Regions from separate parts of the Homo sapiens genome. Here region 1 is linked to region 2. A link is a contact called in ENCODE Hi-C or POLR2A ChIA-PET data. All regions are on one chromosome and are shown on one strand. The core of a region is the stretch at or near the end of the contact, and the rest is flanking DNA. Distances in the headings are between cores, read along the strand shown. Region 1 overlaps TNS3 (tensin 3). Region 2 overlaps TNS3 (tensin 3).

Region 1 (3,959 bases), core at 1,094-3,593, 77 kb before region 2:
CGAAGCACCCTCCAGAGGGGCGCTGGGTGAGAAACAGACGGACTTACAGTGCTGGCCCCACCCCTTCCTCACCTTCTGCTGAGCGACCTCACGCGCATCCAGCCCTCCCAATCTGAGTGTGATCGCCCACGCAGCCCTCCTCCCACCCGACTGCTCAGCATCCACACCCATCGTCCTCCACCGTGCCCTGCCAATGCCCGAATGCTGTATGCACAGGCTAACTAAACACCACTCTGTGATGACTGAGTGTCAAGGTAAGATCTGGGGAATGCAGTATCGGTTTGTACTTTTATTTTTGGGTCTCACCTGACTTTTGCCAAAGCCACAGATGTTGAGTTTGGCTCTTCTGACCAAATGGAACACCTGGATGCTGATCTAACAGGATCCTTGAAACTCTTCTCTCTGCTTCCTGGAGATCAGAGAGATTAAGGAGCAAGAACATTTGCGTATATCCATTGACCTAATAGAACTCAATTTCACTGTGACTCTGGTCAAATATGTTTGCATGAAGACTCCTGATGAGACACACAGAATCTGGAAGGGGCAGCGGTGAATCCAGAAACCATGAGCACGCACACATACACGTGTAGGTGATCTTCAGCCGAGACTCTGCTGTGGTGTATAGACCCGTGTCTGTGTTTCTGAAGTTTACTGAGGGGTGGAAACAATCTATAAGCAGGAAATAACCACTGTCCAGTCAAATACCTGGACTTATGGGCCGTGAGGACAAGAAATGCATACCCAGAGACTTGTGGGAAGCCTTCTGTGACAACATGCATGCAGAAACCACTGCAGGCTGGGGCCGGCAGAACAGACCCACATAGGTCACCTGGATCCACTGTCCCAGATCACTGGATGCTCAGCTCACTAAGCCCCACACCCAGTAATTTACAGGTGGAAAGTGTGGGTGTTTTGTTGGAAATTTGCTTAATTTTTCAGTAAAATAAAATGGAGACCATTAAAGTGATTTCATTTATCTGAAGCTCCTCATCATCCATTTGGTCAGCATTCTTTCTGAAAGAATCAAATAGCTTCATGAGACTCCATCACGGTCACTGGGGCAGAGGCAGGGATGGCAGCACGTGACCTGCAAGACTTCCTGACAGTCACATCTGTCCTGTCCTTGTGTTGGTTGGTCTTGTTGCTCTGGTCACTTCCTCTGTCTGGCTTTCTGAGTTCAAGTAAAACATACTGAGCAAGTCTCAACACACACACACACACACACACACACACAACACACATAAAAAAACCTCACACACAACACCTCACACAACACACAAAACAGCACACAAAAAACACCTCACACACAACACACACAAAACACCTCACAAACAATACACATCACATACACAAAACACTTCACACACAACACACACACATAAACACACACAGCACACACACCTCACATAACCCACACAACACACACAAAACACCTCACAACACACACAAAACACTTCACACACAACACAACACATACACAAAATAAGCAACACATACACAAAACACAACACAAACAACACACACTACACATACAACACACACTGCAACACACACACAACACCTCACACAATACACACAACACAGACATGTACACACACACAACACAGGCATGTACACACACAACACACTTCAGCACAACACACACAGCACAACACACACACCTCACAACACACACAAGACACACCTCACACACAAAACACCTCACACACAACACTTCACACACAACACACACCACAACACACACAAAAAACACCTCACACACACAAAACACCTCACACATAATACACACAACACACACAGCACAGACATGTACACACACAACACACCTCAGCACAACACACAACACACAAAGCACAACACACACACCTCACACACAACACACAAAGCACAACACACACACCTCACACACAACACACACGACAGACACACCTCACACACAAAACACCTCACACACAACACTTCACACACAACACACACACCGCAACACACACAAAAAAAAACACCTCACACACACAGGTAACACCTCACACAATACAACACATGCAACACACACAAAACACTACACACACTGCAACGCACTCAAAGCACCTCACACGCAACACACAACACACACACCTCACACAACAGACAACAGACAACTCACACACAAAAACACACCTCACGTACAACACACACACTGCATCACACAACACACAAACACAACATACACACACAAAACACCTCACACACACCACAGACCACAGACACACGCATCTTGCACACAGAGCTGTGCAAAGGTGGAGTGTGAGCTCCAGCCTCAGGCTGAAATGTGAGCCCTGCAGTCACCTTGGAGGGAACTAGCCCACTGGCCTCGGGTGAGGTGAACCAAGAGAAGCACCGCCCTGATGACTCAGCCACTATTCTTACCCAACCCCTCTTCCAGGGCCACAGACCACAGTGGCCAAGGCCAAGCAAGAACAATCACAGCGTGAGTGCAGGCAGCTGGTGCGGGCTCGGGACCTGCCCGGAGCTGGATCAGGCACTGCCCTGAACCCTCCCACACCAGAGGCCGCCACCAGAAGGCGGAGACACCGGCCTCCTTCAAGGACAGTGGCCCCTCTGTAAACAGGCGGCACTTCCCCGGGGGGGGGGCCAGGCCCTCCCTGGACTCAGGCTGGCTGTGGGCTGCCCAGGAGGCCGGGCGGGGAAGTGGGTCCCATACATGGCCTCGGGGTGTCCTAGTGAAGGCTGCCCTGCACCTGAGGGCATCAAGATTTGCTGGTATGAATCAATCGCTTGCAGAGTGTATGAAGGTAAACACAGGATGGAAAAAAACAAGGACACTCTGCCCTTGAACTTCAATCAAAAGCTGTGGGGCCACCATTCGGACCACTGTTAGGCCGCAGCATCATGAAAAGATCCTGCAAACCTGCAACTACCAAGGACAGACTCGCATGCGCCCTTGTTCTGACCGTGGTGCCTCCAAGTCTGCAAATGCGGGATCACAGGAATCATCTACTGTGTCTGTCATCGGTGCCCTCACCCTCAGGAAGCAGGGGACACGCTCTGGAACTCATCAGACTGGTTCTCTCCATCAGGAGAACCAGATCAACAATGAATGGCACACAGCAAAGGCTGTGGGCACCAGAAGAACCGCACTGCCAACTCACCTTCACAGGACAACCAACCAGGCTCTTCCCCACACATCACGTGTCTTCCCTGTGTCACACTAGCACTGAGGATCTAAGCATGTTATTTCATTCGATCCTGGCAGTGACCCCAAGAAGAGCTGGTGGCGTCCTCATTTTACAGAAGAGGAAAGTGGAGCCCAGAAAAGTGAAAGAACTCCATTCAGGGCCACACAGCTCACCAGTGTCATACCCCGGATGGGACTCAACCCAACTCTAGTCCATGCTCACACCTACCACTACATTCTGTGCCTGTGTGCGCATGTGAGCACTGCGTGTACACATACACGTAGACTTACAGAGCAGCTGGACCACAGGCTGTGACTCCCCTGTAAGGAGCCCGGCCACCTCTCCCAGCCTTAGGGACAGTAGTTACCTGAACAATGGTGAAGCATTCTCTCTATGACCCAGAAGACCACAGCCCATAGAACGGTAATGTAAGCAGAAAGACACCAATTGTCCCTTTATAGTTCTAAAAGCCAGAGGTCCCAATGAGGCTATGCTGCAATAGCTTGCCTCTGACATCCCTCCAAAATCATCATTCTGCTCGACTCATGGAGACGTGGTGCATGCCCCTGATGCCTTAGTCTACACCCTCCATAATTTCCCACGTCGCACATTTTCTCTGCTGATTCTTGTTTCTTCCCACCTTCCAGAAAGGCACATGCCAATCATTGTGGTTTCCTTTTCACACTGGCTCCCAGGAAGCTCCAACCCTGTGTCCATGTAACATATGCCAAGTTGACATTCACAAAGGGAGGTTTGCCTCCCAGCTCCTTTCTCAACAATACT
Region 2 (4,024 bases), core at 226-2,725:
GTCCCTCTGACCTTCACCTTCCCAACCTCATGTAAGCAAGATGCTGTCCCTAGTTGTCCCACAGCAAGACAGCTAGGACCAGGAGATAGAAGCACAAAGACACATTTGCAGCAGGGTCTCAATGGGCAAGGCACATGAGAACAAAATCTCTATGTTCTCATTTCAAACACATATCACAATGGTCAATTCTCCTTCAAGGAATGTGTTCTAAGGCAATGACCATGCCTGGAAAGATCTACGTGGAAGGGCAGGGTACAGAATTATGCACAACAAAAAAGGCTGGAAGCAGTTTTAATAGCCAGCAACTGGGCTCTGGTCATTTTATGGTACTAACATAGAATGGGATTCGAATACTATGAAGTCACTAAAAATAATAATCACATCCATATTCACTTATATGGAAAACGCCCATGGGATATTAACAAAGTTACAAAACAAAACAGACCTAAGTTTTGGTCATTCCTAAACAGTCTTACCCCACTCCTGAGGAGTCATGCCACCCCAAAGAGACAGAATTTTGCTGTGGAGTGACTGAGCACATCTCCCAAGTCTGCACCCAGCCAAGGAACATGAGCTCACTCAGAAAAAGGGCAAGGAGGGGCTCAGCCTCTTGGGAGCCTGGGTGAATAGCATTCACCAGACCTGTGGGAAGCGCCAGGAAGATCTTCCTAAAACACCCGGTTCCTTCAGGAAGCATCTCCTCGGAGTGCCCCTGCTTCTTTCTCAAATGGGCAAGGTGGGCTCCCTGCTGCACAGAGGGCAGACAAGCTCTAGCACCTGAGCTCCCGGGCAGAAGGCTGGCCTGGTGTCCACTTCCTGCCGCTGGACTCGGGAACTGAGCAAAAGCAGGTGGCTAGACCCTGGGCACGTCCTGAAGGTGGAGGCCCAGTGGGGCACAGCCATGGACTGGATGGTTCTGTCTCACTCCAGGTGTTTCCTTAAGCAAATGGGGAGACCACGGAGGAGGTGGGTGAGGGCACAAAACGTCATGTGGCTGGAGCCCTGGGTGTGGCCACCTCAGGCCAAAGGGAAGGAGCTAGAGTTCCAGCATAGCCACCAGGAGCAGGGGAGCCTTTGGCTGGGTCAGGGTTCAAAACTACAGGCAAGGAGACCCCCAGTGGAATAATTCATGCCTTGGGGAGCACTTTGAAAAGTCATTGGACAGTCTACAATGAGAACTACGAAAACATTCGCACTGCAGACCCTGCTCTTTCCACACCTGTGAATCTCAACTCAGTAAGTGTCCACAGACAGGAGAGAAACAACACCCCACACAGGCAAAGTTAAGTCAGCAGACCAAGGTTCACACTGTGCACATGTGTGTTAGATAAGTAGAGAGTAAGAAGTGTGCAAATTCATGGAATGGAAGTATGGCTGTTATCACCCTAAATTCTTGCACTTGCAGAGACTGAAATAACAGGGAATGACGTCTGCTAAGGCACAGCTGGAGCGGGGCAGGGGTGGGGTGGAGAGGGAGGCTACAAAACCGTGTGTCCACCGGGAGCGATCCTTGGCCTCTCTGCAAATGCACTTCTTGTGTTGGAGTGCTTTTACAAGGAAAATGGAAACATTTAAACAGACATTGAAAAGGGGCGGCATTCTTACCCACCATATTTATCTGCATAAACCTCCCCACGCCCATCACATTCTTCTGGCACACCTAATTCATTTCTTTTTTTTTCATTATTTTTCTCCTGAGGCTATTTTGGCTGCAAGATAGATTCTAACAGAATAACAGGGATTTAACAAATAAAAGGAATGCTTAGGGATGCGTTAACAGTAATCTTGCCAAGCCAGGAAGCCGTCTAGAGCTTGGCACATGAGTGAAGGCGAGAAACAATTTGCCTGGAGAAACAAGAAGAAAAATAACAACAAAAAATCACTCTCTGCCTCCGTTGCAGAAATCAACAAGACACACACAGGCAGACAGACCTCGTTTTATTGTGCTTTGCTTTATTGAACTTTGCAGATACTCAGTTTTTTTTAACAAACTAAAGGTTTGTGGCAACCCCACGTCAGTGCCATTTTCCCAAAAGCATGAGCTCACTTCTGGTCCCTGTGTCACATTTTGGAAGCTCTCACCATATTTCAAACTTTTTCATTATTATTATATCTTTCATGGTTATTTGTGATCTGTGCTCTTTGATGTTACTATTGTAATTGTTTTGGGGTGCCATGAACCAAATCCATATAAGACTGCGAACTCAATGGATAAACGTTCTGTGTGTTCTGATGCTCTGGACTGCTCTTTCCCTCTCCTCGGACCTCCATATTCCCTGAGACACAACAACACTGAAATCAGGCCAATTAATAACCAGTAGTGTTGAAGTGAAAGGAAGAGTCACATCTCTTAAAAGCTAGAAATGAGTCAGCTTAGTGGGGAAGGCATGTGCTCAGACAGGCTAAAAGCCAGGCCTCTCATGCCAAACAGTTAGCCAAGGTGCAAATGCAAATGAAAAGTTCTTGAAGGAAATTAAAAGTGCTGCTCCAGTAAACACACCAATGATAAGAAAGCAAAACAGCCTTTTTGCTGTTACAAAGAAAGTTTGAATGGTCTGGATTAGAAGATCAAACCAGCCACCACATTCCCTTAAGCCAAAGCCTAATCCAGAGCAAGGCCCTAACTCTCTTCAATTCTATGCAGACTCAGCAAGGTGAGGAAGCGGCAGGAGAAAAGTTTGAAGCTAGCAGAGGTTGGCTCAAGAGGTTTAGGTAAACAAGCCGTCTCCATAACATAGCAGAGTAAGGTGAAGCAGCAAGTACTAATGTAGAAGCTGCCGCAAGTTATTCAGAAGATCTAGCTAAGACCATTGATGAAGGTGGCTACACTAAACAACAGATTTCAATGCAGACAAAATCAGCCTTCTATTAGAAGATGCCACCTAGGACTTTCATAGCCAGAGAGGAGAAGTCAATGTCAAGCTTCAAAGCTTCGAAGCACAGGCTAACTGTCTTGTGAGGGGCTAAGGCAACTAATGCCTGGAAGTTGAAGCAAATGCTCATTTACCATTCTGAAGATTCCAGAGTCCTGAAGAATTATGCAAAATCTATCCTCCCTGTGCTCTATAAATAGAACAGTAAAGCCTGGATGACAGAACTTCTGCATACAACATGGTTTATTGACTATTTTAAGCTCACTGTTGAGACTTACTGTTGAGCTCACTGTGGAGACACTACTGCTCAGAAAAAAAGAGATTCGTTTCAAAATATTACTACCTGTTGACAATGCAGGTGGTCATGCAGCAACTCTGACAGAGATGTACAAAGAAATGAATGTTGTTTTCATGCCTACTAACACAACATCCATTCTATGGCCCATGGATCAAGGAGTAATTTTGACTTTCAACTCTTACTTTTTTTTTTTTGAGATGAAGTCTGGCTCTTTTTGCCCAGGCTGGAGTGCAATGGTGCAATCTCGGCTAACTGCAGCCTCCGGCTCACTGCAACCTCCACCTCGAGGTTCAAGCGATTTTCCTGCCTCAGCCTCCCGAGTAGCTGGGATTACAGGAGGCTGCCACCAAGCCTGTCTAATTTTTGTATTTTTAGTAGAGACGGGGTTTCACCATGTTGGCCAGGCTGGTCTCGAACGCCTGACCTCAGGTGATCCGCCCACCTCGGCCTCCCAAAGTGCTGGGATTACAAGCGTGAGCCACTGTGCCTGGCCCTCAAGTCTTACTTTTTAAGAAATACATTTTGGGCCAGGTACAGTGGCTCACACCTGTAATCCCAGCACTTTGGGAGGCCAAGACGGGTAGATCACCTGAGGTCAGGAGTTCAAGACCTACCTGCCAACATGGTGAAACCCTGTCTCTACTAAAAATACAAAAATTAGCCAGGCATGGTGGCGGGTGCCTGTAATCCCAGCTACTCGGGAGGCCGAGACAGGAGAATTACTTGAACCCAGGAGGCAGAGGTTGCAGTGAGCTGAGATTGCGCCACTGCACTCCAGTCTGGGTGACAGAGGAAGACTCCATCTCAAAAAAAAAAACAAAAAAAAAAACAAATCTGGAAAAGATTCAACAGT

The links. A loop is a pair of places that touch in the nucleus more often than their neighbours do. ChIA-PET counts read pairs that join two places held with the same protein, here RNA polymerase II (POLR2A). Pooled maps may share reads with other maps.
Region 1: a loop to region 2 is called in a map with no recorded cell type, with 6 times the contacts of the local background. The contact joins two enhancer-like sites. A Hi-C loop is called at or near these places in 3 of 168 maps with a recorded cell type or tissue (Caco-2, DLD1 and chondrocyte), 2 of 37 single-sample maps with no recorded cell type and 5 of 50 pooled maps. POLR2A ChIA-PET finds 5 or more read pairs at or near these places in 8 of 52 experiments (H1, HepG2, Panc1 and 4 more).

What each region holds. Positions count from the first base shown.
Region 1 is chr7:47,472,913-47,476,871 of GRCh38, forward strand. The region is part of intron 4 of TNS3 (tensin 3); the gene reads right to left. Among named protein-coding and RNA genes, the nearest start is that of SNORD151, 10 kb to the left of the region's middle. RefSeq lists an enhancer at 2,255-2,798 and a silencer at 2,673-2,732. Within about 2 kb of position 2,344, at least 28 of the 41 ENCODE cell types and tissues checked have a DNase peak (open chromatin) inside an H3K27ac peak, as active enhancers do.
Region 2 is chr7:47,550,441-47,554,464 of GRCh38, forward strand. The region is part of intron 1 of TNS3 (tensin 3); the gene reads right to left. Among named protein-coding and RNA genes, the nearest start is that of TNS3, 30 kb to the right of the region's middle. Within about 2 kb of position 1,476, at least 4 of the 41 ENCODE cell types and tissues checked have a DNase peak (open chromatin) inside an H3K27ac peak, as active enhancers do.